Linked DNA regions of Homo sapiens: region 2 is linked to region 1. A link is a contact called in ENCODE Hi-C or POLR2A ChIA-PET data. All regions are on one chromosome and are shown on one strand. Each heading gives the region's core, a stretch centred on a gene start or an enhancer-like site at or near the end of the contact. The rest is flanking DNA. Distances are from core to core; before and after follow the strand shown. Region 1 holds the start of KBTBD2 (kelch repeat and BTB domain containing 2). Region 2 holds the start of FLJ20712 (a long non-coding RNA gene).

What was found. Hi-C counts contacts between places; a loop is a spot of excess contacts on that map. ChIA-PET counts read pairs that join two places held with the same protein, here RNA polymerase II (POLR2A).
Region 2: a loop to region 1 is called in a map of endothelial cell of umbilical vein, with 7 times the contacts of the local background. The contact joins the promoter of FLJ20712 here to the promoter of KBTBD2 in region 1. A Hi-C loop is called at or near these places in 1 of 168 maps with a recorded cell type or tissue (endothelial cell of umbilical vein). POLR2A ChIA-PET finds 5 or more read pairs at or near these places in 1 of 52 experiments (Caco-2).

What each region holds. Positions count from the first base shown.
Region 1 is chr7:32,889,662-32,896,637 of GRCh38, forward strand. It overlaps KBTBD2 (kelch repeat and BTB domain containing 2), which reads right to left and starts at 2,099. Exons shown (of 4, transcript NM_015483.3): 1 at 1,875-2,099. RefSeq lists a silencer at 1,459-2,408 and enhancers at 2,180-2,883, 2,589-2,648.
Region 2 is chr7:33,722,353-33,729,436 of GRCh38, forward strand. FLJ20712 (a long non-coding RNA gene) reads left to right here and starts at 3,629. Exons shown (of 2, transcript NR_165282.1): 1 at 3,629-3,757; 2 at 5,176-6,252.

The sequences.
Region 1 (6,976 bases), core at 849-3,348:
CTATTCAAACTCTACAAAACTGAAAAGATTAAGCTAACAAAGGACTTTGAAATTTTCACTCATATTTTATGACACCAGGATCAATCCTTTTTCCTGGCCTTACTTGTCTTAGGAATGTGGGCAAAGAGAAGAGGGGAAGGGGGACTCTTTTCTAAATGTGTAACATTTTTGGAAAAACCAATGTTATCATTTGGCTTTTAAGACTGCATTCAAGTTTCTAGGAATTCACCTTGCACATTCAATGTTCAATGTTTAGGAATGAAAAGCTCAACATTTCTACCAACCAGAAGAAAATCTATGGAGGAGCATGGACATATGTACTGATACCTCTATTCCTTCCCATCTCCTTACATGCCCTGTGAATAACATAAGTTAACATTTTATAATGCTTCTTATGAGAGCAAAAAGGGGAGTAGAGTTACAGCACTCATAAAGTCTTCCTACAAAACTGTGCAAAGAAAACACCACTATGTGGAAACGTGTGGACTACAGAGCATGCTCAACAGAAAGGCCACAGCACTCCCGAGTTACTGACAGAAAACAACCTCTTGAGGATTCCAGGCCCCAACCTAAAAGGGCTTCAATAAGCACTAAGCCAACAGAAGATCAAAGTGAAGAAGTAAGCTTAACATTAGTTATCAGCCAGATGGAAAGAATAGCAAAATTCCACATCATCGAGATTAGAAAACAACCGACTGGCTTTTCAATTTACTTTAGATCAGAAAAAAAAGTCGGGGAAAAAAGTCCTTATCAAAGGTTAACCAAACTAAGTCATTCACAATTACAAGAGATCTAAGACCCATACTACTCAAATTCGGCAAAAATGTACAACTCAGAGGGAAGAGGGGGAAGATCCCTGTTAATTAGTTGCCTCGATAAAAGAAAATATCATTTTGGTCAGTGCACAGCGTTGATAGGGTTTCGTTTCTCAATGCCTAAATGCTGTGAGCCCGACGTACAGATTCAAGTATAAACAACACGTGACCAGTCCTGTTGCCTACGTCTTCATAAGGCTAATTGACACAGAAGATAGTTCACACACACACCCTTTTAAAGTTCATTTTGTATTTTGAATTCTTTTCCTATTTTCACTGGAAGGGGTCACCGTGGTAGCCCGTGGGATGGACGCTCCTCTACCTTTTGAGGCAGGTAGAGTTCTTAGATAGCTAAGCCCAAGGGAAAAAAAGATGTTAACTCAAAATAACCGCCCCACACCAAACTAAGCGATTTTTCTATTCCCCGGTTGTTCAATCCGTAGGGAGAAGGAGGTGGTCGAATTCAAGGAAGTTAAAGATTTCACAAAGTAAACACGTACACAATTTTCCGTTTCAAAGGGCAGTTTCTGCTTTCTTTTTTAAGTCGATATAGACCATAACAGGAGCTCTGTTCGTCTAGACCTCTCTTGGTTAGTTCAGATGTACGCGGGGGGAATACAGAAGGAAGGGGGTGTCCTCCTTCGGCCCACCATGTCGCGAACACGTCGCGAGTCTTTAAGGGAAACAGCTTTACTTCGGTAAGGGCGGGCGCGAGCCGAGGCCAAGGCGCCGCCCGGGAGCCCCGCGGGCGCCGAGGCGCCCGGTGCCGGGGCCGGAAACGCCCAGCTAGCGGCGTACCGGGCCGCCCCTTCCCCGCGGACCTGCCCGGAGCTCCGCCGCCCTGGGGCCGCCGCGGGGTGCGGAGGGCGGCGCCGGCCGCCCGCGCCCCTCCCCCGCCCGCGGCGGAAGCGTCTCGGGTTTGAAAGATGCCGCGGCCGCCGCCTCCCACCCGCCGAGCCACAAAGGGCCGAGCCCCCTCCCGCCACAGCCCTCCTCCCCGGCCCCTCCACAGGTCGCCGCGGGCTCCCAGCCTGCCCGGCGCTACTGTCGCCTGCTCACCCGCGTCCCTCGGTCCGGAGGTGTGGGATCCGCTCCAGCCGGTGGCCCCGTCCACACTGGGCCCCTCCGGCGCGGCGGCGGGGGCGTGGCCCTCCCGCCGCGGCCTCGCCTGGGGTCTCGCCTCCGCCTCCGGCCGAGGAAGGCTGGCGCCGCCGCCTCTTCCTTCCGGTTTCCCCTCGCACCCTCCCTCGCTTGGTCCGTCCAGCGCGGAAAGCAGCGTCCTCTGCGGGCGCCGCCGCACGCTCCTCAGGGCCCGACCACCGCCAGACTCCTCCCCCGGGAGCCGCGCCGCCCGCCCGCCCGCGCCGCCTTGTCAGTCCGGGGCCGCGAGACGCCGGGCCCGCCGCCCCCGCCGCCCCCGCCCCCGCCCCCGCCGCGCGCTCTCGCCCCCGCCCGCGGCCCGGGAACGCGCGCGCAATGGACCGCTGGCCAGCCTGCCGCGCCCGCCCTCGCCACGCCGCCCTCCCGCCTCGCGCGCGCGCGCGCCTGTCGGCACCAGCGGCAGTTTTGCAGTTTCCCGGGTCCTCGCGACCGTCCCCCGCCCCTCCCTTACTCTAGCTGCCCCCGCCCTTTTCCTCTGCCGGATGCCACCGGAAAGCCAAAACAATTGGGGCCGCGCAGGCGCGAAAGAGGAAACGGAAAGAGCAGGAAGGGCGGGGGCGGCGCGAGGTGACGGGAAGCGTAATTGAAGGGGGTTCCCGGGAAAGGTCATGGGAGAGCCCTTGAGGGGCGCGTGCGCGGCAGAGGGGCACTCCGAGTAGCCGCGGCGGCCGAGGCCTTGGGCCTAGACGGGCGGATGGAGAGGCCCGACAAGTTCATTGCTAGGAAATCTAGAGAGCAAAACACCAATTGTTATGCTGAAGGAGGTGTTTTATCCCTTGGAATTTCCCCTGAAATACAGATTTTTGCAGGCTGGCTCGGAAAGTGGGAATGAGTAGGACTAAACAATACCAGACCGGGGGCAGGAGAAAGTTGAGGAGGCGTTGGGCGGGTCGCTTTGTTGCCGCAGCACCTCTTCTCCAAACCATGCCCTCCTCTCTCCAGAGCCGCTTCGGCTTTTCCCAAGGCCAAGGAAGAAGTCAGAGCAGCACCCAAAAGGGCCCGCAGTTGGGGGAGGTTAGGGGAAAAGGGAGAGAGAGACATCTGGGTGCGGACGGCAGCTCCAGCGTCTGAAGCCTTCCGTTGTGTGCTGCAATGCGGCGGCTGCACGCCCCCAACCCCCCGAGTTCCAAAAGAGCGCCTTCAGCGTTGCTTCGCAAAGCGAAGCGTTTGTAGCAGCAGCTAATGGCTGTGGCCCGTACTGTTTTAGTTAACTTGGCACAGCTTGCTGGCAGGCAGGCTGTAAATTTGCTAGGAGCTATTCGTGGATCAAAAAATTGTCAGAAATGCCCACACAGACTCCACCTACCTTCCTAACTTACAGTCTTGGCACAAGCCCAATCTAGAGAATATAGATGACTAATTATAATCTGAAAGGCCATACAGTACATTACTGAAGGGAGCCTCTTCCTGTAAACTAGGCTAGATCAACTGAATGCACACCAAGATGCGTGTTATCAGGAACTACTGATAAAGGATTGTTTTACTGTAGAATCTGGAAACTACATTCAACAAATCTTCATTGAGTTTCCAGCATGCTACCACTGTACTTAGTCTAATTAAGTAGTTAAGTGGTATGATATCAAACAAGCTATACAAAAGATTAAAGTCATTTAACACACACTTGAGCACCTACTTTGTGCCAGATTGGGTATGAGAGATGCGGTCTAAACATGCAGACAACAACAACAAATGATACCTGCGGCAAGGAGTTCGTGATTCATCCTGTGGGCAACAAAAAGCCACTTAAGATTTTTAAGCAGGAGAATATCTTGATAAGATTTTAGAGAAAAAATTCTAAAGCATGATAGATAGCAGACTGGAAGCAGGGATACTAGTTAGGACGCTGTTAATGCAGTCCAGACATGAGTTGGAGAGAAAGTCCAAACTAACAGTGTCAGTGAGAATGGAGAAGCAGAGATACATTTGAAAACTAGCCAGCTATGATAAATAAGACTTGATTACCTAGAGGATGAGGGGAAATAAGAAATCAAGGATAACTGAGTTTTTTAGTTAGGGTGATTAGATGGTGTTATCAGTGACTATAAGAGGAGTAATGAATTGTGAGGATGAAAGAGAGGACTAAAGTTGTCCTTTTAATGGCTGTACAGTTAGGAATGCATTTGGGCCCACATTTTTTTCGAAAAGATTCCATTATAATAGCTTAAACAAGACCTCAAATCTACAGGTAGGCAGTTACCTTTGTTGGTTCAATAGCTCAAGAACAGCAGGGCCATCATTTCTGTGATTCTCTCGACATTGACTTCATGGTTGCAATATGGCTGCAGCAGTTTTAGCCTTCGCACCTTTGTTCAAGGCAAGAAGAGGGGAAAGGGGGTGGCTTCCACCATCCATGGTCTTTTTTTTCTTCAGGAAAGTGAAAGCTTTCTCAGGATACTACATCTCCCAAACTCAGCAGACTTCCACAAACATCTCATTGTCTAGAATTGTAATTTGGCCACCTATAAAGATTACAAAAGAGAAAAACACTGGGAATGGATATTGGGTCAGACAAGTCAGACAAATAGCAGTCGGCTAGTTAGTTAATATTTAAAGCATCCTTCTTTAACACTTAAAACCCTGAGAGCTGTTAGGATGGATTGATGTTCCTAGGTTTCAAAAAAGGCCAATCGCTTTGGTGTGTTATCTTAACTGGGAAAAGAACAGGTTGAACATTTATACTCAAATAGTTGTAGTTGTTTGCCATCCCTTATCTCAAGGTTCCCATCCCCTTAAACAAAGTCTCACAGGGGACTGGAACAATGAGGAAGAAGGGACTGGTGCAGTCAGGGGAGGGTGACTCCCGTTCAGCTTTCCTTTTGCAGCTGCCATCTTAGAATAACTGTAGGTTCTTGGCATCGTTAATTTGATGTTCCGCCTAAAACACCATCTTAATTCCCTTAGAGATCTTGTCTCTGAGCTTAGAAGGCTCTGAGTGATCACAGCAAGTTCCAGTGTCCATTTTAGGGAGTCATACATCAGTATCTTCTAGCAGTTACACAAACTCTTTTGGAATGTACAGCATCTCTCTTGTGATCTGTATCCAAAACATTATTTCATGCAACCCTTTTCCATTAACAAGGCATCTTTCCTTTTAATTATTAATAAGTCATCTTTCCTTTCAACTGATGGCCACAAAAAGTATCATCCTAAAACTGTACTTTAAACATTGTTATGATTCTAGAACAGAAAGAAGATAGTAATGATTCCTAGAAAAATAAACATGCAGCCGGGCACAGGTGGTTCACGCCTGTAATCCCAGCACTTTGGGAGGCCGAGGCGGGGGGATCACCTGATGTCAGGAGTTTGAGACCAGCCTGGCCAACATGGTGAAACCCCATCTCTACTAAAAATACAAAAATTAGCTGGCCGTGGTGGTCGGCACTTGTAATCCCAGCTACTCGGGAGGCTGAGGCAGTAGAATGACCACCACGCCTAGCTAATTTTTGTATTTTTTGTGTAGAGGGGTCTCGCCATGTTGCCCAGTCTGCATTTTCTTTTTCTGAGACAGGGTCTCACTCTGTCGCCCAGGCTGGAGTGCAGTGGTGTGATCGCAGCTCACTGCAGCCTCGAACTCCCAGGCTCAAGTGATCCTCCCACCTCCGCCCCCCAATTGGCTGGGACTACAGGCATGTGCCACCACACCCAGGTAATTTTTAAAAATTTTTTGTAGAGATAGGATCTTGCTACATTGCCCATGCTGGTCTCGAACCCCTGGCCTCAAGCAACCCTCTGGCCTCAGCCTCCCATAATGCTGGAATTACAGATGTGAGCCTCTATGCCCCACCCAGAGTCTATGATCTTAACCACTCTGCTTTACTGACTTCTGTCCTCCTACCAAATTGCTTCCCAGCATCACTTCAAATCTTAGGAACTGCCATATTATCTCAGCAATATAGTTTAAGTAGTATGAGCAGAAAGGAAAAGGGGGTGATTTTTCTTCTCCCTTCTCTCTTCTAATCAGGTAGGAAAAATATGTCTCAGAATCCCGAACAGAGTACCCCTGATGTCTTCTTGGCCAGGATAATGAGATTGTTGTTATGGTCTCCAGTCATTAGTTGGGAGAGAGAGAGGAAAGAGTTCCCCTTTCTCTGAGCACATTCCTTTTTTTTTTTCCTTCAATCTGGACAACATCTTCGTTCTCTCAGCAAGGAAGAAGTAGATGAGACCACCAACCATGTTTCCCACAAAGACAATCAAACCATGAGACCCACATAGGAAATGGAAGTGTATAAGCACCAAACTGAGTTTTATCCTCAATCTGCCATTCAGTAGCTGTATGATTCTGGCAAGTTATTTAACCTATCTGAACCTGGTCATATTATGCTGAATGAATGAGGACCGGGTGCAGGTAGCTCATGCCTGTAACCCCAGCACTTTGGGAGGCAGAGGTCAGCAGATCACTTGAGGTCAGGAGTTCGAGACCAGCCTGGCCAACATGGTGAAATGCCATCTCTACTAAAAATACAAAAAAAATTAGGTGGGCGTGGTGGCAGGTGCCTGTAAGCCCACCTACTTGGGAGGCTGAGGCAGGAGAATCACTTGAATCTGGGAGGTGGAGGTTGTAGTGAGCAGAGATCGTGCTACTGCACTCCAGCCTGGGCAACAGAGGGAGACTCCATCTCAAAAAAAAAAAAAAAAAAGAAGGAATGAGGATTCAAGACAGTGTAACAAAGTGCGTAGCACATAGTAAGCATTTATTAAAAACAGTTTTTAATATCATATTCTTTTTCACATGTTAAACATAGAATTACCATATTATCCAATAATTCCATTTCTAGGTATGTTGACCTAAAAAAATAGAGACAAATCTCTAAATTTAAAACATTTTATGTAGGAAGCAAGGATTGCAATTCAGGGCATATGTACAGACCAAGTGGTTTTTGCTACGTCCAAAGAAGAAAGAGAAGGCTGGAGGTTTTATAAAAAGGAGAAATATTACGTATTCTTTTGAAAGAAAGTGCATTGGCACTAGTAAAGTTTTGAGGAGCTGGCAAGTTCTG
Region 2 (7,084 bases), core at 2,379-4,878, 830 kb after region 1:
TGACTCTTCAGAGACCAGCGGCTGTCAGAAGCCGCTATAGATCCCCGGTGCTGGGAGCCAGCAGTGTTCCCAGATCTTTATGTTGTCCAGACCAGCCTCAGCAACCAGGCCCCGCTCTCCAGCTGCCCAAGCCCTGGGGGTGACTCATCTGGCTCCTGACACTGTGCATCAGCATGCCCTTCTGCCTGCTGCTGCCCCAGTGTGACCACAGCTGCCTCAGGGGATGGCGGAGGCTGGCTCCTGACCCAGGCTGCTGGCAGGGAGTGTCCTGGAGGCTGCGCGCTCAGCCGGCACGTCCCCCTCATTCCGCCAGCCCTGCCCACCTTCCTCGCCTGCAGCTCAATCCCCATGACTAAGGGTGTGGAAGAGGATTCCTTTTTCCACAAGCCCATGACTGAGCTGGGACAGGAGGGATCTGCAGTCCCCCTTCACTCAGAGACAGCAAAGATTTTTATCCCCCAGAGACAAGAATCCCCTGGCTGTGAAGTGGTAAGCCTGGGGAGCGGCTGCCGCCACCTGTCCTCAGGGAAGGTCTGCCACTCTCCGACCTGCTGTTGACCTGAACTCCAGGGACAGCCACTCCCCTGCCATTTGCTCCTGCAGAGAGTGGGACGGATGACGTCATGGCATTTTTGGAGTGCTGAAGTGAAGTTTTGACAAATTCCAAGGGACATCAAAGTGCTGAACAACAGCCAATACATCATAGCCTGTCACCAGGGCCCCCACCCCTGATTATCACATTAAATCAGCCGGTGGGCACATTTCAGCTGAAACTCAACAGACGCCTACTGGAACTCACAGTTTCTCCTTCCAGAGTTCAACAAATATGGCAATGGTTACATTTTAAAATCTGTGTTTTCTATTCTACATTCAGTCTCTCTCACACACACACACACACACACACACACACACACACACACACACACCATGTTACTAACTAAAAAACAGAAGCATGCTGCTAGAGAATACCTGATAACTGGGATTATGACATGCAGTAGAATAGAATGCTGATTTGGATTCTAATCCTAGCTCTGCCACTTAATAGCTCGATATCTTTAGCAAGTTAGTTAACACCTCTGAGCCTCAATTTTCTGAGGGTAAAATAAGCATAATAACGTTTCTATTTCCAAAATTGTGAGCATTGGTTGGGAGAGCAGTTCAACCTTAGTTCTTGCCTGGTAACTGTGGACAATGTTTTCTAGTCATAAAGTTTTGTATTTATTTCTTGATGTGTTTATTGTATGTTCCTTTTTGAACATAAGAAAGATAAGACATTATTTTCTCCTCCAGGTTTGCCGAGAAGTGCTTGTGGGTGAGCTGAGGGTAGGGCATCTGTGGCTCAGTTTTCAGGCTATGGAGGAAATATCTGCTGGGCTGCTATTTCCCTGCATAAGTTCTCATTGCGGGAGGGAGCAGAAGGTAATTTCAGAAAGAGCTTGTGCTGATCTTTCGAACTGTTTCTCCCAAATTCTGGAGTATCCAAAGAAAGCAGGGTTATCTGCCAGAATGTATCAGAAAGATAGCAGGCATGTGAATTCTACATTAACTATAGGGCATAAGAAATTTCATGTTTCTTTTATTACTTTAAGCTAAATTTGATATGCCACTGTAGCCATCCTGCCAGGATGGTAGGAAATTCAGTTGCAGACTTTCCTGAAATGCCCCTTCCTCTCAGTTCCTGTGGCCACTCGCCCAGATCGTTTGGATAGAGTCCTCTGGTCTTCGGTCCACAGGGGTGACTACTGATGTGCTCATCTGCTAAGTCCTCATGCTCCTGGGAGGCTGGTGGCTCCACCATTCCTTGGCAGAGCTTTGCCATTGCTACGATTTCTCCCTGAGGCCCTGTCACCTCCCGAGGGTTGCCAGAGAAGGAGAGCCTCCACACCTGGGATCACAGCTCCCTTCCCTTCCAGTCCCGGGGAGACACTAGAATCCTTTGAAGGTTCCCTTTTCTATCAGGACTGTCTCCTTCTCCACCTTTTGGAGAAGATGAAGGGTAATCTCCCTTGAGAGAGCCTGTGGAGACACAATGATGGCCTCTGTTCTTTAGGAATGGGGAAAAGATAAGTTATCTAGGTTAACTGGGATTAACTAATTCTGTTACTGAGCTGGGTGACAAGATGGGATTGGGGAATTTGTTTGGGGACTCAGTGAGGACATGCAGGAGACAGATTCAAAGAATCACATGTGAAATGGACAGGGCTCTGATCCCTCTAAAATATCTGTTGCTTTCCTTCTTCCACTTCGACCCCTATCCCCCATAATTCTTCTGTCTTTTTTTGGAGACAGAATCTTGTTCTGTCACCAGCCTGGAGTGCAGTGGAGCGATCTTGGCTCACTGCAACCTCTGTCTCCTGGGTTCAAGAGATTCTCCTGCCTCAGCCTCCCGAATAGCTGGGACTACAGGTGTGTGCCACCACGCCCAGCTAATTTTTGTATTTTTAGTAGAGACGGGGTTTCACCAGGTTGGCCAGGATGGTCTCGATCTGTGGACCTCGTGATCTGCCTGCCTCAGCCTCCCAAAGTGCTGGGATTACAGGCGTGAGCCACTGCTCCCAGCCAATTCTTCTATCTTTAAAAGGTAACCCAGGTTGGGAGGGAAGGCTGGGAGCACAGCAGAAGACAGAACTGCTTTGTTGAGCCCCAGAACCGGCAGCGGATACTCCCTGCCAATCACATGGCACTCACCTCTTTGTGTAAATTTAGAAGGTGCTTGCCCAGGAACAATCTGGCTTGACTGTCACAGCCATCCTGCAAGGTAAGTGGGGCAGTCGTTAACCCCATTTTCCAGATAAGGAAGCTGAGGCTCACATTGATTAAAAGACTTGCCCAAAGTAACCAAGCTGTTGAGGGGCAAAGCAGCAGGACATAGCATCCAGGTCTCTTGACTTTTGCTTCAAGAGCCCACAGCCACACTCGGTGCTTAGATGAGGCTTTGGCTTATCAGTGATTTGTGATGTTTGCCTTTTGCCAAAGAGGGGGATGGCTGAAGAGCTAGTGCCCTGACATTCTGGACTCTTGCCAGTAGATTTTGTCTGACTCTTGCTCTGATGCTATTCTTTGTTATTTTCAGGAAGGGGAGCTAGATGTAGAATACATTTCTTTTTCTTGGTAACGTGAACAGCAAGAAGCAAGTAGAGTACATTTCTTATGAGAGAATATGCTCGGGACTTTGATTCATATCTGGTGGGTCCCAAAAGACCAGGGTACTGCAGATTTAAGACCATGTTGCAAATTCGGCATGCATTCAATAGGACTACCTTAGTGAGGGGAGTAATTTTATAAAATTATCAATTCAGTCTCAAAGAATAATAGCAGGAAATGTATTTCTGACTATTTAGAAGTGACTCATTGTGGGACTGTTTGAAAACTATATTATTTTTATCAGTAAATAGAATTGCCTATAGTCAATGTTATCTCTTCACATCCAGGGATTCTAAGATCCGGTTACCCATTTCCCTCAAAACAGCAGATAGCAAAGCCAGGGAAATGAAAACCCACCAAACCTTCTGCAAGGCTGACACCACCCCTAAACCCCACTGCAAACTGATAACACCACACCCTCCTCTGCAAAATAACAGAGGGGCAGATAAGATGAAAATTTTCATTCCAATTAGCAATCATTTCCAGTCAGTGAAACGGCAGAATCAGAAGAGGTTCCACAACCAGAAAATCTTGGCTGGAATTTCACCATCAGGAATAAAACAGAAAAACTAAAAGAGTGCCCCAGATAGCCTTTCTTAGGGGCCTGTGTCAGGTAAGTGCTTTTGAATATTTAAAACAAAGGATGGCTAAGAGTTCTGCAGTCATTTTCCAGTTAAATATCAGATGGTATAAAATATTTTTATAGAAAGTACAGGCCAGGTGCGATGGCTCACACCTGTAATCCCCACACTTTGGGAGACCGAGGTGGGCAGATCACTTGAGGCCAGGTGTTCAAGACCAGTCTGGCTAACATGGCGAAACCCCGTCTCTACTGAAAATACAAAAATTAGCCTGGCGTGGTGATGCACACCAATAATCCCAGCTAGGTCAGGAGGCTGAGGCATGAGAATCGCTTGAACCCGGGAGGTGGAGGTTGCAGTGAGATGAGATCGAACCACTGCACCTCCAGCCTGGGCGACATAGTGACACTGTATCTCAAAAAGAAAAAGAATTCATAATCCACTTTTCATTAGCTGGTATTTGGCCTTACCAAGGTGAAGCATGAAAATGAAATTCTATCTGTATCAGCCAGATTTTCTCAGACACATGTATTCACTGCATGACGGACCCTGGTTTCCAAATTGTTAAGCATACCAGACTCTAGTGAATGCCCTTCCGAAAGGGCCATCATGCAGCAGGCCTTCCCATCGGAGAGCCATGGTCCCAGCCAAGGCAGCTTTCAGGGGTTGCTCCACCACTCTAGGGAGGCGGCCCAGATCTGTCTCTCCCAAACAGTGTCTGGGTTTGACACTTCCTGAGAAAGCAGAGATTGTTCCCTTTGTATGCCATGGCTCTGGAATGCAGCTCTTCCTGTAAGGAAGACAATGGTCTTTATGGGAAGGCTAGGACTTGAAGGAGGTAAGATTTGAACGGCAGAGCTGGGTGCTAGCTTTCCTGCTGAGGGAAATGGTGGGCACAGAACCCCCGCGGTGGGCAAGCTGGGGTGTGGGTGTGCCTGTGGGCTGGCAGGTGACTCTGCCCGGAGCATCGCAGGGGTGGGGAAGAGATCAAGGAGGTAAGAAAGGTAGTCTAGGGGGAGGGGCCCAGAGTTTTGAACACCAGACTTAGGAATCTGGGACATACGTACTGGCCTTTGCCATTCAAAGTGTGGTCCTGGGACCAACAGCATCCTTGGACTTGAAAGCTTGTTAGACACGCAGAAGCCCGGGCTCACCCCAGGCCTGCTGAATCACAACCTGCATTTTAACAAGACCCCCAGGAAATTTCTATCCTCCTTCAAGCACTGCTCTAGGCTAAGAGGAAGCAAGAACAATTTTTAGAGCTGGGGATAAAGTGATGGGAGGAGTGTTTGGGAATGAGGCCACTAGAGTGCTTAGAGAACACTCACTTGGGAGCCCCACAACAATGCAGGCGTGAGTGAAGGAGGGGGGTGGGGGGCTGCGAGGGAGACAGGTTTTCCCCACAAGCCACAAGGCCCGAGGCACGCCTCCTGCCCTGCCTCCACCTCAGGTCGCAGGAATCTTGTTGGTGATCCATCCAGATGTTGTGTGTTCTGGAAGTGGACATCGCGGCTCTGTGTTTTTGAAGTCAGATCTCATTGCTGTGGTTTCTATGCCTGACCCCCCGAAGTTCTTGCTCCTGTTGCCACAGGGAGCCGGGAGAGCACAGAGCGCTGCTCCCGGTGCCCTGCAGCCACACAAACATGCTCCTGCTCCTGGCGGAGGCAGAGCTGCTGGGAAAGACATTTCGGAAGTTTCCTGTGGCTGCAACAAATTGTTCAAATCTGCACTGGAGCACCGCTGTGACCTGTCTTTCTCCATCTTAGGGCAAACAGCTCCTGAAACTGGAAACTCCCCAGCACCTCCTCACCCTACCCCTCAGGCTCTCCTTGTGGGGGTGGGGCAGGGGGAGTTGTCTGGAATGCCTGGCCTCTCTGTCCAAGCATGGCAGCCTTGCCCCATGGGTGGTGCAGACTCAGTTTCCCATGCACCTTGCCCCAGGGAGGAGGTAGGGGTTCCTTCCATAGAGATGGTGAAGAATAAGGGAGGTAGTGATCGTCTCTGGGATCCAGTTAGATCTGCGTTTGCAGGCAGAAAGAGGCTGGGGCACATGGAGAGAGTGATCAACTGGAAGATTCTAGGGTCCTCAATTTTGAAAGGTGACATGATACCCTGGAAAGGGCATGAACTTAGTTGTCAGTTCGTCCTTGCCTTTTCCAATCAATGCTGTGTGGCCACGGCAAATTAATGAACATCTCTGAGTTTCGGTCTCCTGTCTAAAATGAGGTGATAATAGCTTCTTGAAGGTTGTAAGGCCCCAAACATGCTGCCTGGCACATAGATGGCTAATCAATATTTTCCTACCCTTCCCTTCCTTCCCTTCTCTGGAGTTGCTACCTGTCTTCTCCTGGGGCCTTGCAAATAAACTTCTGAATTAAATAGTTCCTGCCTGGTAATTTGTATCAACTGAGGGAAGACAAGTCTGGAATATTACTTTTTTTTTTTTTTTTCAGACGGAGTCTCGCTGTCGCCCATTTTGAGATTGAGGGCTACACTTAAAAATAAATGTAACCATTGGCTGAAACCAGACCGCTTTCTGGAAGGGAGTCTTTTGGGGCTTCCTTCAATGAACAGACAGGAGTGTAATTAGTTATTTGATAGCAAATGGGTTCTCTCAGGACATAAATACAATTTAAAGCAGTTTGTTCTAGTGTCTACAGTTTCAACATTGCCCGTTGCATTCATGTTTCTACTCTTAACTTGCCAAGTAAACCCATAGTTTGTTAGTTCCAACACTAATCTCTGATCAGTCCCATTTATTCTAAATTTGTTTTCACATAATGGCTTCCACAACTCAAGGTATTTTCTATTCTTTGCTCTCTGGAGACTGAGAGGTTATCAGTTGTGGAAAGCCTTCCAGGAAGTTTTCCTCTAATGTAGTCCTGGGGAATACAGAAGCCGCCTCGAATGAATGGTCGGACTCACCTTTTCCCAGGACCATAAAAATATATATTTTTGTTTCCTACCCTAAACACAGTGTAACTCACTCCTTGTTTTTCCTGGGAGATTGTGGTAACACGGAGAGGCCTGGGGGGTCTCTGGGATAAAGCAGCTTGTAAAACGACTATGGGGGGATTCCAGATCTGACTTAATCAACATTTCTCAAGATCCGTAGACCAATAAAACTGTTTGCTTTCTTACCACAGTTCCACCGGCTGATTTATTTCTCTTACTTGGCTGAAGCTGTCACTGCTCAAAGCAGTTCATTTGTCAGGTCGAGAGAATTACAATTCACAGGACCTCTTGCTAGTGCTATCTCAGTTTATAAATTTCACGAATCACAATTTATTGCGGTGCACCCCACAGAGTCTCCTATTAATAAATTGTGGCTCATCAGCAAAAGCACGTGTCTATGGCTC